Linked DNA regions of Homo sapiens: region 1 is linked to region 2. A link is a loop called in an ENCODE intact Hi-C map of the cell type or tissue named here. Cell type or tissue: ovary. All regions are shown on one strand. Links, peaks and the distances in the headings refer to the core of each region. The heading gives the core; the rest is flanking DNA. Region 1 holds the start of LOC105369965 (a long non-coding RNA gene). Region 2 has its middle 140 kb from the start of WSCD2.

Region 1 (8,339 bases), core at 26-8,025, 200 kb after region 2:
TCAGTTACCCCATATGTCTGTGAGGAAGCTGACCTGGAGGTTATGAACAGTCCTCCCTCCTGCTTTGATGGCTGTGAGCCCACCTCTCAGTCCTGCTCAGAGCTGGCAGTAGGTGCTGGCAACCCCTCCAAGGGCACAAGGTTCTCCGGGACAGGGGAAGAGAATTTGAACCTGTAGAGGTGGGCTGGGGAGCACAGAGACCACCTCTCCACCACCACCCCCCAAACACACACACACTGCCTTGGACAGAAAGATTGGGCTTGGGTGATTTGGGGGTGGGGATGGCAGTTATTTTTCACTCCTGGTGGAAAGTTCCTCTTTGGGGAAGGGTTGCTAATAGGTGCTGTCACCGTTCCTAAATTAGAGTTCAATCCACCGTGGTCAGTGTGGAACCAGCAAATGGCAATTTGCTCGTGTTTGCGGCTGGGAGCAATGGGGGCTGCCAGGGAGCAGCGTGTGCTCTGGGAAGAAACCTGCAGGGCAGGAACCAGCTCAGCCCTGGCCTGGCTGTGTGACTCTGGACCACTCCTCCAGCCTCTCTGAGCCCCCGGGTTCCTCATCTGTAAAACATCAGACTTGAACTAGCTGGTGTCTAAGGGCCCTTTGAACTCTAGGATTCTATGGTATCATAATCATAATCTTGGTAATAGCTAAAAAGTATTGAGCACTTACTTGGGTCCAGGTCTATGCGAGACATTTTATATGGACAGAGGTTATTTCATTCAAGTTTCTCCAAGCCTCAGTTTCCCCTTATGTAAAGGAAGGCTGTTTCGCTAGGTGTTGGATCTCCAGGCTTTCTTGTAGCTCTGTCACTTGCTGTAAGGAAGAAGCTGAGTGACCTGAGAGTGGCCTTTGAGCTCTGAAGAGGGACAGGGTGAACTCCTTCAGTGGTCCTAAGCCCCTTCCCCCATAAACTCTGTATCAGTTTCCATTGCTGATGAAAATTAAGGGTCAGCAAATACTTTCTGTAAAAGGCTAGAAGGTAAATATTTTAGGCTTTGAGGGCCACATTTCCCTGAGCCCCAGCCAGAAAGAAATTCTAAATCCTCCCACAAGCCTTGCCAAGCACCTGGACCTTGGACCTTTCTAAGCTCCAGCAATCAACAAGCATTTTTCAGCTCAGCCTCTGAGAAGTGGTCACATCCCACTGGGACAGGAATGTCCTCAATGTATTATTTAGGAAATGGGCTCCGGTCACACTGCAGTTCAAGAACAGTCCTGAGCAGAAACTCTAGGCCCTTGTGGGATGGACCCCCACTGACCTTTTTCCACCTCCCAGTCTCTGCATGGTGTCTCCTGCTGCCTGGGACATTCTTGCCCCAGATCCTCCCATGACTGTCTCCTTGTCATTTTGCAGATCTCAGCTCAAATGCCTTCTGAGAGGGGCCTTTGGGAACCACCCTACCACACACAGCTTCCTCCTATTCTCCATGCTAGGACTTTCCAATTATTTCAGTGACCCCACAGTGAGAAATGTATTTGACATTGTGATGCGCACACACAACCGAGGCAAAGGTTCACAAGATAACATTTCTCCTTACTGTATGTGAGTCAATGATAGCTTACTCTACGCCATTCCCTTTCATCCTATCCTAGTCCATCCTATCTCCTCCTTCCTGCCTTCCTCCCTGTTCTCTGCCATTCCCTGTAGGTCTGCCTCTTGGGTAAACACTCTGCCCAGAACCAGCAGAACCGTCCATTATCTCCCCCAGCCTATTAAGGAACTCTATGCAAATGTGCACTAATTGACCCAAGACACAGCAGCTCCTGGAGGAGAAGGATGACTCCAGATGGCTTAATGATAGGGATTTAGAAGTCCCTTCAGAAGTCCCTCTTGGGGAAGAAAGTGATCTGCACTTGGAGAAGGGCTGCCAGCTGCCTCATGGGGTGGCCAGTGGACTGGGTGACCTGCACCTTGGGTCCCTTTCATCAAACCACTGTACAAGGGAGACTGTCAGCTCACCCCTTCATCTCTCTCCAATCCCCTGACCCTTCCTGCAACATGGCCCCTTCCCCAGAGCCCACAGTTTGGATATTTCGTTGACATGTACCTCAGTGGGTCTCTGCCTTTTCAAATAAATTATTGTCCCCCCTTTTTAAATAGACTTTTAAAAAGCCATTTTAGATTCATAGCAAAATTGAGCGGCAAGTACAGAAAGTTCCCATATAACCCCAGACCCTCCTCCAACAGCCTCCCCCTCCATCAACATCCCGCACCAGAGTGGTCCCTTTGTTACAGTTGATGAACCTACACTGACACATCATTATCACTCAAGTCTGCAGTGTCCATTAGGGCTCACTCTTGGTGTTGTACCTTCTGTAGGTTTGGACAAATGTATAATGACATGTGTCCACCATTATAGTATCATACGGAGCAGTTTCACTGTCCTAAAAATCCTATACTCTACCTACTCACCCTCCCTCTAGCCCTCAGCAACCACTGATCTTTTTACTGTCTCCATAGTTTTGGCTTTTCCAGAATATCATATCATTGGAATCGTACAGTGTGTAGCTTTTTCAGATTGGCTTCTTTCACTTGATAATATGCATTTAAGTTTCCTCCATGTCATTTAGCCCTGAATAATACTCCACTGTCTGGATGTACATACTCCTTTGGGTAAATTCCCATGAGCATGATTGCTGGATCGTATGGTAAGAGTATGTTTTGTTTTATGAGTTGCCCTTTGAAGACTAACTGTAGCTTATTGAGCCCTTTTGGTATACCTAGCACCATGGTAAGAAGAGACAAATGAAAAGTTTTCTCATTCAGTGCTGTCTATAACCCTGGAAGGCTTGGTCCTACGAGATCAAGGACTCAAGTCTTTCTCGGGTCCTTTGTCTCTTCTTTGTCTCGGTTCAGTGTCTCTTCTCTGCTCAGCTACTTTCTTCTTCTTCTCTTTGCAGACTTAACTTTTGCTCTTTCTTTGGGCACCTGGTGACAGCTCCTGAGGCTACAGGTCCATAGTCTAAGTGATCAGCAAAGATGTGAATGTCTCAAATCCCAACTCCATATTTCTGGGGCCAAGAATGGATTGACCAGTTTTAGATCTGAGCCTACCTATTATCCACCGGCAGTGCCAGTGGGAAGGGTAATATGCTGCAAACACAGCCCCTAGGGTCTGCCTCTGTAAGCAAGGGGTGGGTGTCACATACTAGACAGATTCCTCAAAATGTGTCCTCCACACCTACCTTAGGTAGTCACCAATCATTGCACCAACTCATTGAACCTTTATCTTTTTCTGAAGTCTGGGCAAAGGGTATTGTCATGAGAAGAGGTAAATGTTTTGTTTAGTTGGCCAAAGTTGTGGCAGAGAATGACTACCTACTAAGAAACTGTCATGACAGGTTTAGCATACGGTTAAGAGTGCAGGCCCCAGAGCCAGGCTTCCTGGGCTCGAAGCCTGTTCCACCACTTGCTAGCTGTGTGATGCTGCACAGATGACTTAACTTCTCTGATTTCCTAATCTGTAAAATGGGGCTAACAAGTGGAACCTTTCTTATAGGGTTGTTGTAAGGATTACAAGTTACTCTCTAGACAGTGTCTGTCACATAGTTGGTGCTCAATAAATACTAGCTCACATTATTATTAGGGTGCTATGTATTTTAAAAACAGTAGCTCATTTAACCCTCCTACCTTTCCAATGAGGCAGGGTGGATTGGCTCTATTTTGCAGGTGAGAAAACTGAGTCACAGAGAGGCCCCTTGCTGAAGATCACACAGCCACCACCGCCCTGAGGCAGGTTCAGATGCAGGAGTGTGTGACTCTGGCCCTGACCCCTTTCCACGTTTCCTCTCCGTGGCCATTCCTGTCCATAGTGGCCCACCCTGACCCTGCAACAAGCGAAGATGGCTGTAAAGATTGCCCATGGAGCAAGAGGCACTAGAGTCATTACCCAGATAAACAAAATTTTAATATTTATTTATAACGGACACCATATGCTCCCTCTGATTTTTTTATTTAATTACATCATGGCAGATGGCTGGGTGTTAAAGGCCATTAAGCTAATGGCACTTTGCCTTCTCATTTATTTTCTTGAGTTTTGGGGAAGATAAATGAAAATGGACATGGTTGGCAGGCTGTGAGCGTAGGGTAGTGCTGAGTGAGTTTCCTTCCTGGGAACAGAGGGAAGTGTGGGGACCCAGGGGATTCTTTCTGGAGGTGGGGTGAGCAAGTGTAGGGGGCAACATACGGGTGTGCCTAGGAACCTGGTGAAGCTTTCCTGGTGTGTACATGCTTCCTGGTCAAAAAAGTGGGATTGTTGTGTCAAAGATTCTGCAGAATTGTTGCATCAAAGATCTGCAGAACCACAATATATCCATCATGAGCACGATGGAATCATTAAACTACAGCACACCAATGAATGGAAGGGTGTGTCCCAGAGAGGGTCCACCCACTGTACGGGGTGCAAAAGCCTTCCCTAGGGTTAGCTGGGTTACTAAAATTCTGGATTCCTAAGACAATGAGGGAAAGGATTTGGCATTTATAATGGCATTTCTTCTCAAGCTGTTTCATTAAGTCTTTCACTTGCCAAATGGCTGGTCCACCACCAAGAAGGGTGAGAAAGAACTTTGATTAAAGGAATTGGGGGTTATCTACCTGAGAAGTGTTCGAGGCATGGCCATCCATATCTTCAGGCTCAGAAAGGTTCCTTTCATCAAGGCTTGGATTCAACTGAGGGATTAGTGGTTAAGACAGGGAATAGCTGCCTTGCTGGTCTGCATAGTGTCCGCCATGGCATCATGACACTGAGGCTCAGTTTTGCACTTGAATTCATGCTCCACTTTTTGTGTGTCTGGGCAAGTTACTTAATCTCTGTGAACTTTAGCTTTCTCATCTGTAAAGTGGGTATAATATGCCGATGTCTCATCATTGTTGAAAGGTCCTATATTGCTTTCCGGGGATCTGTATAAAGATTTACATACAGGATGTTTATCATAGCGTTACTTATTTATAAAAGAGGGAAGACTGGAAATATTTTACATGTCTATGATAAGGAAAAGGTTGAAAAACCATTGATATGATATGAATCAACCATATTGATTCCTATTCTAAGGAATCAACTATTCCAAGAAATGAATACCACTGATAAGTAGTTCATTTAGGAAATAAAGAGTATACTTACTCCTGTCCTTCCCTGAGCGGGGAAGTGAGACAGGGAAGGGAAGAAATCAATAAAGGGTGTATTATTGAGTCATCTGTTACAGAGGGTGGTTGAGGCTAAGTCCCACTGGAGAAATACACACTGCAGAGTTATTCCAGCTGAGGAGCAAGGGAGCTGGGGCATTTATACACCAACTCCCATCAGTCATATTTGCAGCTGCTTCCAAATGTTAATATTCTAGCATGTCTTGCCTGCCAACCACACAAGCACAAAAAGCATTCAAGGTGCTGGAGAAACCCCTCAGACAACCAGATGAACATTCAGAATTTAACTCTGTGGGTGGGGCACATATGGCATCTGTTACAGATCTACCAAACTGACCAAAAAGGAAAGGACTGACAACATTAAGTGTTGGTGTGGATTTGGAGCAGCAGGAATGCTCAAACTGTACTGGGGAAGTTGTGACTACAGCAACCTTGGAAAAAAACTGGCATCTTTTAGGATAATCATAAGATGCTCATACAAAAACAAAAACAAACAGACAAAAACTAGCGCTTTCACTCCTAGGTATACATGCACTCTACATTAATTATTATATACATGCATCAGGAGGGAGGTATAGGAATGTCTGCAGCAACTGGCAAGAGGAATCCATTCTATCCAAGCCACATGAGCTGAGAATTAATGAGGGAGAAATTCCGTGAAGGAAAATAGAGTCCTTGTATCAGAATGAAGGGGCACTGAACAGGCAAAACCACATGTATTCTCCAGAAATTATTATAAGATGTAGCATTTGCACCTAATACATATAGATATGATATATTTGTATATATTGACTTATTTAGTTCTCACGCTAACCCTAAGAGATAAATTATATTACATCATCACTCTATAGATGGGGAAACTGATGTTCAAAGAAGTTAATGACCACCTCAAAGAATGATAGTGGGGATTAAAAGGCACAATGGGAATAAGATGACTGGCATATAGTATGCGCTCAACAAACACCAGTGACTTCTGATATTTTTATTATTAGAACAAGACTGAAATTTTACCTGGGCTCCCCAGTTTCTTGGAAACTTCCCAGATGGGTCTCCTACCCAGAACTCTTAAGAAATCAAACCTTCATGAACCTGATTTCTCAATAGCTATTTCTCGGTGAAGCTTGGGTGGTCTGGGGGTCAGTTGGTCGCTGGGCCTGCCCAGTCCCTCCGAACTGCCTCTGCCCCCCAAGTCAGGTGCTGGGGATTACAGAGAGGGAGTCAGCCCCCTACCCAGCCTCACAGGCTTCCATTCTGGCCTACCCTAGCCAATAGAACCTGGAAGGGGGAGGCATAATTTTACTCCCAGGGGAGGTAAGGAACCACAGGGCAGGCTATGCCTCTGTTTTTCTTTCCCCTGCAGGCAGCTCTTCCCCACCCATCTTCAAGTTGGCAGCTCAACACCAGAGCCTCATTCTGGTGCTAAAAATAGTCTGTGTTTAGACACTTTGAGGCTCCTGCTGGAAACATGAACTGCAGTAACCAAATGCTGCCACTCCCACAAAGGGGGCCTCTCAGCCTCCTCCCTGTGGAAACTCATGCCAGCCCTGGGGGGGAGGCAGAGTAGAGGTCGTCCACCACATTTAACAGATGGGGAAACTGAGGCTTAGAGAGGTGTCACATAAAATAAAGGGGGATGAAGTCGTGATAGCCAGCCCTGTGGATTGTCTCATCGAATCCTCCCCACACCTCTGGGAGGGGCATTCTATGGTTGACTTAACTTTATAGAGAGAAGATGGCAGCTCAGAGAGATGAAGTCCCCTGTCTGGACCTCACACCTGTAAGTGAATGACAGGAGGGGATATTAATACAATTATAATCCTCAACATGCTATGAACAAATAGAGACAGAGAGAAGTGGGTTGCTGAAGGCCAACAGCCCCTGTCTCACCCAGGGTTGTAGACACATTATCTGTGGATTGTGAAGAAACATCACACCTGCCTTGCAGCTATCCCAGAGGGAGGAATATGGGAGAACGTATTTGTAAAACCTTCAAACACAGTATCCAGCATATAGTAGGTATTCAACAAATGCAGTTAGTTTCATTTCCCCATTACCTTTGAGGCAGAATTTCTCTCTGGAGAGAGATAGCAGAAAGGGACAATGACAGACTAGAGAGAGACTTGGAGAGACAGAGATGGAGAGAGAGGCAGGAGAGAGAGAATGACAGATGGATGTGGGAGGCAGGGGAGTCTGGGATACCTTTGAGGATATGGGGCTTTGGCTCAGCCGAATCCTGGAACCCTTGAACCCCAGAACCACCCAGTGCTGAGTAACACAAATGCTACCTCCACAGAGCCCTGGATTTACAGTTCTCCAAGGCTGTCACCTGAGTGTTTTGGCCAGTGTGTGAAGCCATGGTTGTAGGTGTAAGCCCTGGGGGGATGAACCTGACTCTTTTTACTCATTTTTCTCTACCAGTGTTTCTTGGGACCCTCCTATGTATCAAATAGCCTTATCCCCTCCATGGGGCTCAGCTTCCAGGGGGCTCTTCCTCTGGGCGAGCCCCTGCCTCCTCCTAGCACCGGCAGGATGCTGTGGGATGGCTCAGGTCAGCACCTTCCCTCCCCAGGAGAAAAGGGAGCTCTGAAAGTGGGGGGTGGACACAGCCCCTCTCCACACGGTCCACATCCCTCCGGCAGATCTCCTTCATTTTCCACATCACCCATGCCTCAGTCTCATTCTGTTCCCTGCCAGCCCCTAATGAGCTCATTATCCTCTTAAAGCCCCTTTCGCACCCACTTAGAGAAGAGATGTGTTGGAATATGAAAGAACGAAGAGGGAACAATGAAAAAGGACTAGACCCAGAAATATCCTGAGAGAGGCAGAAAGCCACAGGGAACACTACAGCTGAAAACTTTGCTGTCTCCACGACAGCAAATGTGCTGAGGTGGCAAATGGCTTTCAAGTGTCTCACATGTGCCCTTGAGGGGCGGAGGTGGGGCTTATCTTGAGCATCTCCTATGCATCAGGTATTCCTCCTACAATGTTTAATTCAGTCCTTCCAGCAACATACTTTTTAGGGGAGAAGTCAAGATCCTTTAGGCCACTTTACAGGTGAGGAACCTGAGTCTTGCTGAGAAGGGATGTCTTGCCCCAGTCACTCACCTGGGGTAATGGAAGAGGCAGGATTTGAACCCAGGTCTGTTTGCCTGTGGAGTCCACCTCTGTTCTTGCCTGAGTGCCTCTGGAAGGG
Region 2 (8,339 bases), core at 236-8,235:
TTCTGACCAAGACTTTTAAATCCTACATAGCTGTCATATGTAGTTGTATGGGTTGTGCACTGCATAACAGATGCCTGAGAGGGTGAATCATATGGAGACTTTGTTTGCAACAGCAATGAACACGCACATCATCATTTCCCCTTCTTTTTGTGATAACACCCCAGTTTTGTTTTGTTTTGTTTTAGATGCCTTCTCCCTCCATTCTCTAGATTTTATACTACTCATTAAGCCAGGGAGAGTTTTCTGCCTGGGGGAAGAGTCACCTTCTTCCAATTCACATACACAGACCCATCTAGGCTTGCAGCAACCTCGATGACTATTTTCAGGATGGTGAGCCTTCTTCTGGAGTAGGTAGTGACATAATCTGCCTAAGCTGACTTTGAGAGCAAGTGACTCAGAGCTTCTAAAACCAACTGACAGCTACCCAATCACGGTGGAAATTCTGCTTTCAATACACTGCACCTAAACTCCTAAGTCCATATGTAGAATCATTAAGCTGAAGAACGTGCAGCTCCAGCTGTCATGTGCCTTTAAATAAGCCTTAAAATCGACAGCCAAGATTGGACTCAATGCTGATTTTCAGACATAAAGGCTGTGCTAGGGGGGTGAGTATTGAAAAGCCACATTAAAAAATATGCAATCAACACCAGCTGTTGTCCAATTAAATTCAATCGATGAAAGTTGTTTATAGAGATTACACACATACACTTTACCCAACAAATCACTTCCTTCGAAATGTGAAGTTTGGTAAACACAGCAGTGGTTCTCATAGTGAGGTCCATGGACCACTCACACCAGAATGAAGTCCTTAATAAAAATGCAGATTTTTGGTCCCCACCTCAGACCTACGGAGTCCAAATATTTTAGGAGAGAGAGGTTCAAGAATCTGATTTCTAACAAGCACTATGCAAAACGAGGCACTATTTTAAGGCTTCCAGGAATACTGAGATACATTACTCTTAACTCTCAAGCCAGAATAAACTGTTTTAATTGGATTAAGGTTTTGGTCTCCAGGAGAAACCTCTGGAGATGCCCTTAACAGAGTAAATCTCCTCCATTTTGGGCCTTTGAAACTTTATAAGAACGTATTCCTCTAAGACTTTGCTCCTGTCAGTTCGCCCAATTCCCTGACATCTCCAAATGACTGCATCAGGAACTTTAAAATTCACCATGTATCAGGATCTGGAGGGAACATTTAAAAGTGACACCTACTTGGGCCCCAGATTTGCAATCAGTTGATGCATCCATCTGGAAATGTTTGGCCATAAATAATAGAAAACCTAACAGTGGTTGAAGTTGTAAGCACATTTACCTCCATTAAGGAGAGATCTGGCCGGGTGCAGTGGCCCACACCTGTAATCCCAGCACTTTGGGAGGCCACGAGGTCAGAAGTTTGAGACAAGCCTGGCCAACATGGTGAAACCTTGTCTCTAATAAAAATACAAAAATTAGCCAGGCGTGGTGGTGCACACCTGTAATCCTGGCTACTTGGGAGGCTGAGGCAGGATAATTGCTTGAACCCAAGAGGCAGAGGATGCAGTGAGCCGAGATCATGCCACTGCACTCCAGCTTGGGTGACAGAGCAAGACTTCAGCTCAGAAAAAAAAAAAAAAGAGAGAGAGAGAGAGATCTGTAGCAATCCCATTACTAGGGTGTACACTCAAAGGAAAACAGATCATTATACTAAAAAGACACATGAACTCATTCATCACCATGCTATTCACAATAGCAAAGACATGGAATCAACCTAGGTGCCCATCAGTGGTGAAGTGGATAAAGAAAATGTGGTACATATATACCACGGAATACTACATAATCATAAAAAAAGAATGAAATCATGTCCTTTCCAGCAACATGGATGGAGCTGGAGGCCATAATTCTAAGTGAATTAATGCAGGAACACAAAATCAAATACTGCATGTTCTCACTTATAAGTAGGATATAAACATTGAGCACTCACAAACATAAATGTGGGAATAATAGACACTGTAAGCTACTAGAGGTGGGCAGGAGGGAAGGGGTCATAGGTCAAAAAACTACCTATTGGGTACTATGTTCCTGACCTGAGTGCAGTATACCCATGTAACAAGTCTGCACATGTACTCCCTGTAACTAGAATAAAGGTTGAGAAAAAGAAGTGGGGGAGGTTCCAGGATTCACTTGGGACTTAGGGCTGCAAGATGGCTCTATAATTCTTCTGCCACTCCCCAGCCCCCTAAAACACATGGACATGAGCTGACTGCAACAGCACCAAACCTCATGGCCTCACACAACTGCTTTCAAAAGGTAGAAAGTAGGGGTTGAAGAAGCAACAGGGAGTTGGAAGCCATGGTGGTAAGATAGCTCTCTTGAGACCCTCTGTCTTTTGACCATGGAGCATCTAGAAAGCTTCACTCTATGTCTCACTGGCAGAACTGTGTCACATGACTCCCCTGGCTGCAAGAGAGTCTGAAAGAGTGAGGATCTATTGAAGAGAAATGTTTGGCTTACCAAACATGCTTTATCTTCTAGGGCATATCCAAACAAAATCGGGATTCTGCTAACATGCTTTATCTCTTAGGGCATATCCAAACAAAATTGGGATTCTGCTAGTAATAAGAAAGAGGGAATGCTCCAGATGAAATGGAGCAGGCCAAGCTCTCTAGGTGAGTCTAATAACACACCAGAGAAGGCAGAGAAACACAGGATTAAATGCCATTCATTACTCGTGGCCAAGGTCAGATTATCATCTCTTCCATGAAGTCTCTACTAGATCGTTTAAGCTAGAAGTAACCTTTCTCTTTGCCATTCCCCTACCATGGTAGGTCACAATTCTGACTGCATATTAGATTCACTTTTTCAAAAACCACCAATGCTTTGGCCTTACCCAAGACTAGTTGAATCGGAGTCTTTAGGAATGAGGCCTGGAGCATTTGTTCTTGGAAATATCCTCAAGGGATTTGAATGTAAAGCAAGAATTGAGAGCCACTGTCCTAAAATATTCTATCTCATCTCTTTAAAAAAAAATGGTTATACTAGTTGGTAAAATTAGGTTATGCTGCAACAAGAAATGTCTCCTAAACTCAGTGGCTTAATACTCAGATATTTATTTCTTGCTCATGCTACTTGGTAACATGGGTTGGCTGGTATCTGGTGCTTTGCTGATCTCTCAGTGCCTCAGCTGCCAGAATCTTTATTGCCATGTGTGCTTCTACAATCACCTCAGCCACGGGAAAGGAAGGTTGACGTTGAGCACTGGTCATTAAGTTATTTCACTTGGAAGTGACGGATCACTTCTGTCACCATTTCGTTGGCCACAGCAAGTCTTATGGCCACCTCTGACTTCAAGAAGATAGGGAAATGCAACTTTACCAGAAGGCTGGAAGGTAGAAAGCTGGAATTTTTCATGACTAGCAGTAAGGACTATCAAAATAAAGTTCACGGGGCTGCGTGTGGTGGCTCACGCCTGTAATCCCAGTAGTTTTGGAGGCCGAGGTGGGAGGATCACTTGAGCTGAGGAGTTCGAGACCAGCTGGGGCAACATGGTGAAACCTTTTCTCCACAAAAAATACAAAAATTAGCCAGTTGTGGTGGTGTGCACCTGTAATCCCAGCTACTTGGGAAGCTGAGGCAGGAGGATCACCTGAGCCCTGGAGGTTGAGGATGCAGTGAGCTGTGATGGGGCCACTATACTGCAGTCTGAGCTACAGAGAGACCCTGTCTCAATAAATAAAGTTCATGAAGTACACATAGGTATTTTATGGCTCTTTCACAAAAATGTGCTAATATATAATAAATACAAAATCTAAAGAAAAACAAGTAATATGTACTAATTACGAAAATTCAATTGTGCAGAAATGTGGAAAATAAGAAATGTATTTTCTGTTTTCTGCTATTGCCCTCATCATCTGATTCTCCTTTTCTCAATGATTATGACTTCTCCCAGTGGTTGGTGTGTATCCTTTCAGAGATTTTCTATGCATTATACACACACACACACACACACACACACACACACACAGTTTTTTCTTTTCCCCAAATATGGGATTTCCTATGACTGCTCCATATTTTTTTTTAACAATGTCCAGGTGATTCTAATGTGGAACCCTGTGAGATTCATGATGAATATGGATAGGAACCCCAGTTTGTTCCTGCCACAAACTTTCTAGCAAGTAAGCTTCTCCAGGGCAAACACATGTAGTTGAATCTGTAGTAAAATGAAACAGCTCTTGTAGCTGGCTATGCACTGGAACTACTTAATGAGCAGGAGCTACTGGGCACCCTCTCAAAGAGTTGTTTTAAGAACTGAAATTAATAAACATAAAGTAACTGGCAACCAGTAAGAGCATATAGAGACATATGCAACTAACTGGGATAAAACAATCTGAATGTCAAGGCCATTAATGGTATGTGCATCTTGCACAGATAGTGACACATGGTAAGTGCCCAAAATATGTGTATGGAAGAAAGGAAGGAAGGAAAGGAGGAGGGAAAGAAGGAGGGAAGGGAAGTATACGGAAAGAAAAAGAAAGAAAGAATTATTCCAGAGAGCAGTATAAATGTAAATGCTGACTGGTGTGAGTTATAAGATTTTAAGATTTCCTACAATGGGAATGTGTGACAAGACAGAGGGAGGTGGGTCATGAACTGAATGAAGGAGAGGAGAGGGGTGGATGCCAGGAATGACTCCAAGTAACTGGGTAGATGGTGGATGGAACACTTTTGTGGAGCAGGAAGTGTGTGTATGGTAGAGATGTTTATTACCTGGCTCTTCTTAACTTGAGTGACATATTTAGATGGGGGTGGCTTTTATGCAAGGGAAACTACATGGATGAGGGCACAGGAGATGGTGGAGTTTCTAGGATTGCAGAAAAAGTAGCTAGTTTATAGTGGAGGCTGGTTAACATGAGGGAAAATGGGAAAACAACATTAATCTTACATGTAGAAACAAGTAGAGAAGGATTGTACTAATTAGCCATATTAAATGCATATAAAATGTTCACTTCTTCATTCTTATGAGCCTGGTGGCAGGAAATAGAATGTGTGTGTTTTGGCAAGAAATGTGCACTGCAGATCATAATCTCAGAAAGAAAGATAAAACTTTGTTTATTGATTGGGATTCTGTTTACTCTTGTATTGACCAGGCTAATCATTTAAATGTGATGCTTTATCTTGATCTGAACCCATAAGTAAACAAAATATGTTTAAATTCTGTAATTGTATCGCATATCCCATATTCTACATTTTGTAGTGGGGGATCAGGTAAGGACTATGTAACCTGCACTCAAGCAAAATGATTTTACTTAACCAAACTCACTGGCTGAATGACCTTGAATTAGTTATTTGACCTCTCTGTGCTTCTGCATTCTCATCTGAAAGGGGGGATAGTGATAGACCCTACTTTATTGGGTGGCTAAGATAAATAAGTGAGCTAAGTGTAAAGCCGTTAGTGCAGTACCTGGAACAGAGTTAAGTGTTTAATAAACACTGGTGCTTATTGATTCTCAGCAAATTTCACCATTAACAACTGAAGTCTATTGAGAATGACCAATTCATGAATTTGTTCCATGTCTGTACCTGACACAGATATTAGTTACTGTTCACTTCTAATCCACTTCCAAGAAAATCTTGTAACTGGAAATAGTTACTCCTTTACCTAACCTGGAAATGGGAACTTGTTCTTCCAGCACTCTCTCTGATTCCCCTCAAGTCTGATTCATTATCAGGAGGTGCTGCTCAAAGTCTCTTGGTTAGCTTGCCTCATTCATTCATTCATTCATTCAACCACTTACCCTAAGTCATAGCCTGTAATACACACAGAGATGCAAGAAATAGCCCCTGCCTCCCAGAGCTCATTGTCTAGTGGTGGAGGGAAGGAAGAGAAAAACAGTGACACCTCTGAGATCAGGGAAATGGGCAGGAAGCTGAGATCAGGGAAGGAAACTATGCCGTCTAAGGGAAGACGTAAAAAGAAAAGAAATAGCCAAGCAGTAGAATAGGGAGTGGAGAGACTGCCTCAGCTCAAGAATGTCCCAAGCCTGGGAACTGCAAATAGTTCAGTATTGCAGGAAAGATGTGTTAAAAGAAAAACCTTAGCTGAATTAAATTTAACAGAGTATAATTGAGCAAAGGATGATTTGTGAATGGGGCAGCCTCTTGAGCCAGAGGAGGCTCAGAGAGACTCCAGTGCAGCCAGGTAGTGGAAGAGTTACAGACAGAAAAAGGAAAGTGATGTAAAGAAAATTGAAGTGAGGTACAGGAACAGCCAGATTGGTTAGAGCTTGGCGTCTGCCTTATTTGAACACGATTTGAACAGTTGGCCACCTTTGATTGGCCAAAAACTCGGTGATTGACACAAGAGTAGACTACAGTCTGTTTACAACTCCATTTAGGTTATAGTTCACAAAGTATAGGGCAACCTTTAGGACAAACTTAAAATATGTAAGGAGGCAGCTTTAGGCTAAACCTGATCTAACAGGTGTATTTTGGTGAAAACATACAGGGAGAGGTGAAGTAGGAAAGCCAGCAGGGGGCACACACAGACCAAGAAAACCTGTCGAAGAGCCTGGTCCCAAGGGCAAATGGGGAGCCATTGAAGGCTAGCAGGGGAGGAGTGAACAGACTCGTTCTTTGGAAAGATGACACTGGCTGCTGGGGCTCCTAAACTAGGAGACTAGTTTAGGAAGCTGAACTGGTCATTCAACTCTAAAGTAGGGCAGTGGCATGAAGTGAATAGATTGAGATATATTTAAGGAGCATAAGCAACAGGACATGGGGACTGAGTGAGGGAGAGGAGCAGCATGGCTGCTAAGAATGACCCTGGGTAACTAGGCAGACAGTGGATGGAGCATTTTTGTAGGGTGTGGAGTATGTGTGGCAGAAATGTTCGTAACTATTAGCTGGCTCTTCTCCACCAGGCCACACATCTCTTTAAGTCAAATTTAAGAAGTGCTATTGATCTTGCTAGTAATTCTTACAGAAGCTTGAACCAGGGTGATAATTACCTGAAGAAGTAAGTTGGGCAAATTCCCCTGAAGGTATACTCTTGAAAGATAAGAAATAAGTCCACAGCCATTACCTACTCTTAGAGCTACCTTTTGTGATTACTTTTATATCTGGTAACAATTAGGAGCAGATGAGTTATTGGAGTATACATTCAGAAGATGCTCAACTTTCTGCACAATCTTGACACTCAATACAACAAGATGTATTCATCCCCTGCTCTGTATCACTTGCTTCTCTCAATGGGTTGAACCAGGTAAACATGGCTCTTGCCCTCATGAAACTTCCATTCTAACATAGAGTTCTGGTATCTTCTAAATGAAGTACTAAACCCTCCTTTCCTGTAGGGGTGCCTGAACAAGAATAAGAGTGTTATCAGTTAGGCATCACTGTATAACAAAATGTACTCAAAACCTAGTGGCTTAAAATAACAACCATTTCATTTGCTTAAAATGTTGCCATTGACAATTTAAGCTGGGCTCAGCTAGGTGGTTCTTATTATCTTGGCTGGGCATATTCTTGCATCTATGTTCAGCTATGTTGGGTAGGCCACTTTACTGATCCTGACTAGGCTGTCACACGTTTGAGGGCCTCAGCTGGGATAACTGTTCTGAATGGACTCTGGTCCACACGTGTCTCATCCTCCCATAGACTAGCCCAGGCTCTTCATGTGGCAGCTGGGAAGGTATCCCAGAGAGAATGAAAGTATACACAGTCTCTTGAGGTCTAGGCTTGAAACTGACATAATATCACTTCTGCCATGTTCTACTGGCCAAAGCTAGTCACAAGGTCCAGTCCAGATTCAGGCAGTGAGGAAGTAGGCTCCATTCCTTGATGGAAGCACTAGCAGAGTCTCATTGCAAGGGCCATGGGCACAGGGAAAGGAAGAATTGGGGTAATTTTGGCAATATACTCCAAGGACTCATCTGCTCCTAATTATTACCAGATGCAAAAGTAATCACAAAAGAGAGCTCTAAGAGTAGGTGATGGCAATGGACCTATTTCTTATCTTTTAAGCCAAACAGGAGACTTATTAAGACCTGCTCTTTCCCATAAGGGAATTTTCAGTGTCCCTTTTGGCTGCTGGGTCAGTCAACTTTTTCTATTTTAGTTTTCTGACTGTAGCTATCCTCTCCTTTTCAACCCCCAGGACAACAGCCTATGGTTCTCAGCACAGATGTCAAAGAAATGAAATGTCAGCGGAGTTCACTGTGACCCTAGAGGCCATTGCCTCCCCCCTCACTCTCCCATCTCCTCACAGTTGCCTTCAGCAGGGCTGGTCTCCACTATTAATAAACCTTCCCCTTCAGCACTTTCTCTCAAGGGGACAGTATCAGAAAGACTCCCATCTATCTTCC

Evidence for each region. A loop is a pair of places that touch in the nucleus more often than their neighbours do. Peaks named below come from ENCODE experiments on the same cell type or tissue, not always from the same donor. Only the 100,000 strongest peaks of a DNase experiment are listed, where the experiment ranks them.
Region 1: a loop joins it to region 2, with 6 times the contacts of the local background. A loop is called at or near these places in 44 of 110 quality-filtered maps.

The regions. Positions count from the first base shown.
Region 1 is chr12:108,184,099-108,192,437 of GRCh38, forward strand. The region is part of intron 1 of WSCD2 (WSC domain containing 2); the gene reads left to right. LOC105369965 (a long non-coding RNA gene) reads right to left here and starts at 3,721. Exons shown (of 3, transcript XR_001749312.2): 1 at 3,635-3,721; 2 at 673-816; 3 at 471-560. It overlaps LOC124903077 (a long non-coding RNA gene), which reads right to left. Exons shown (of 3, transcript XR_007063583.1): 3 at 6,864-6,921. In ovary, for the core only: no CTCF peak of the experiment used is centred there; no DNase peak of the experiment used is centred there.
Region 2 is chr12:107,983,995-107,992,333 of GRCh38, forward strand. No RefSeq gene overlaps it. Among named protein-coding and RNA genes, the nearest start is that of WSCD2, 140 kb to the right of the region's middle. In ovary, for the core only: no CTCF peak of the experiment used is centred there; no DNase peak of the experiment used is centred there.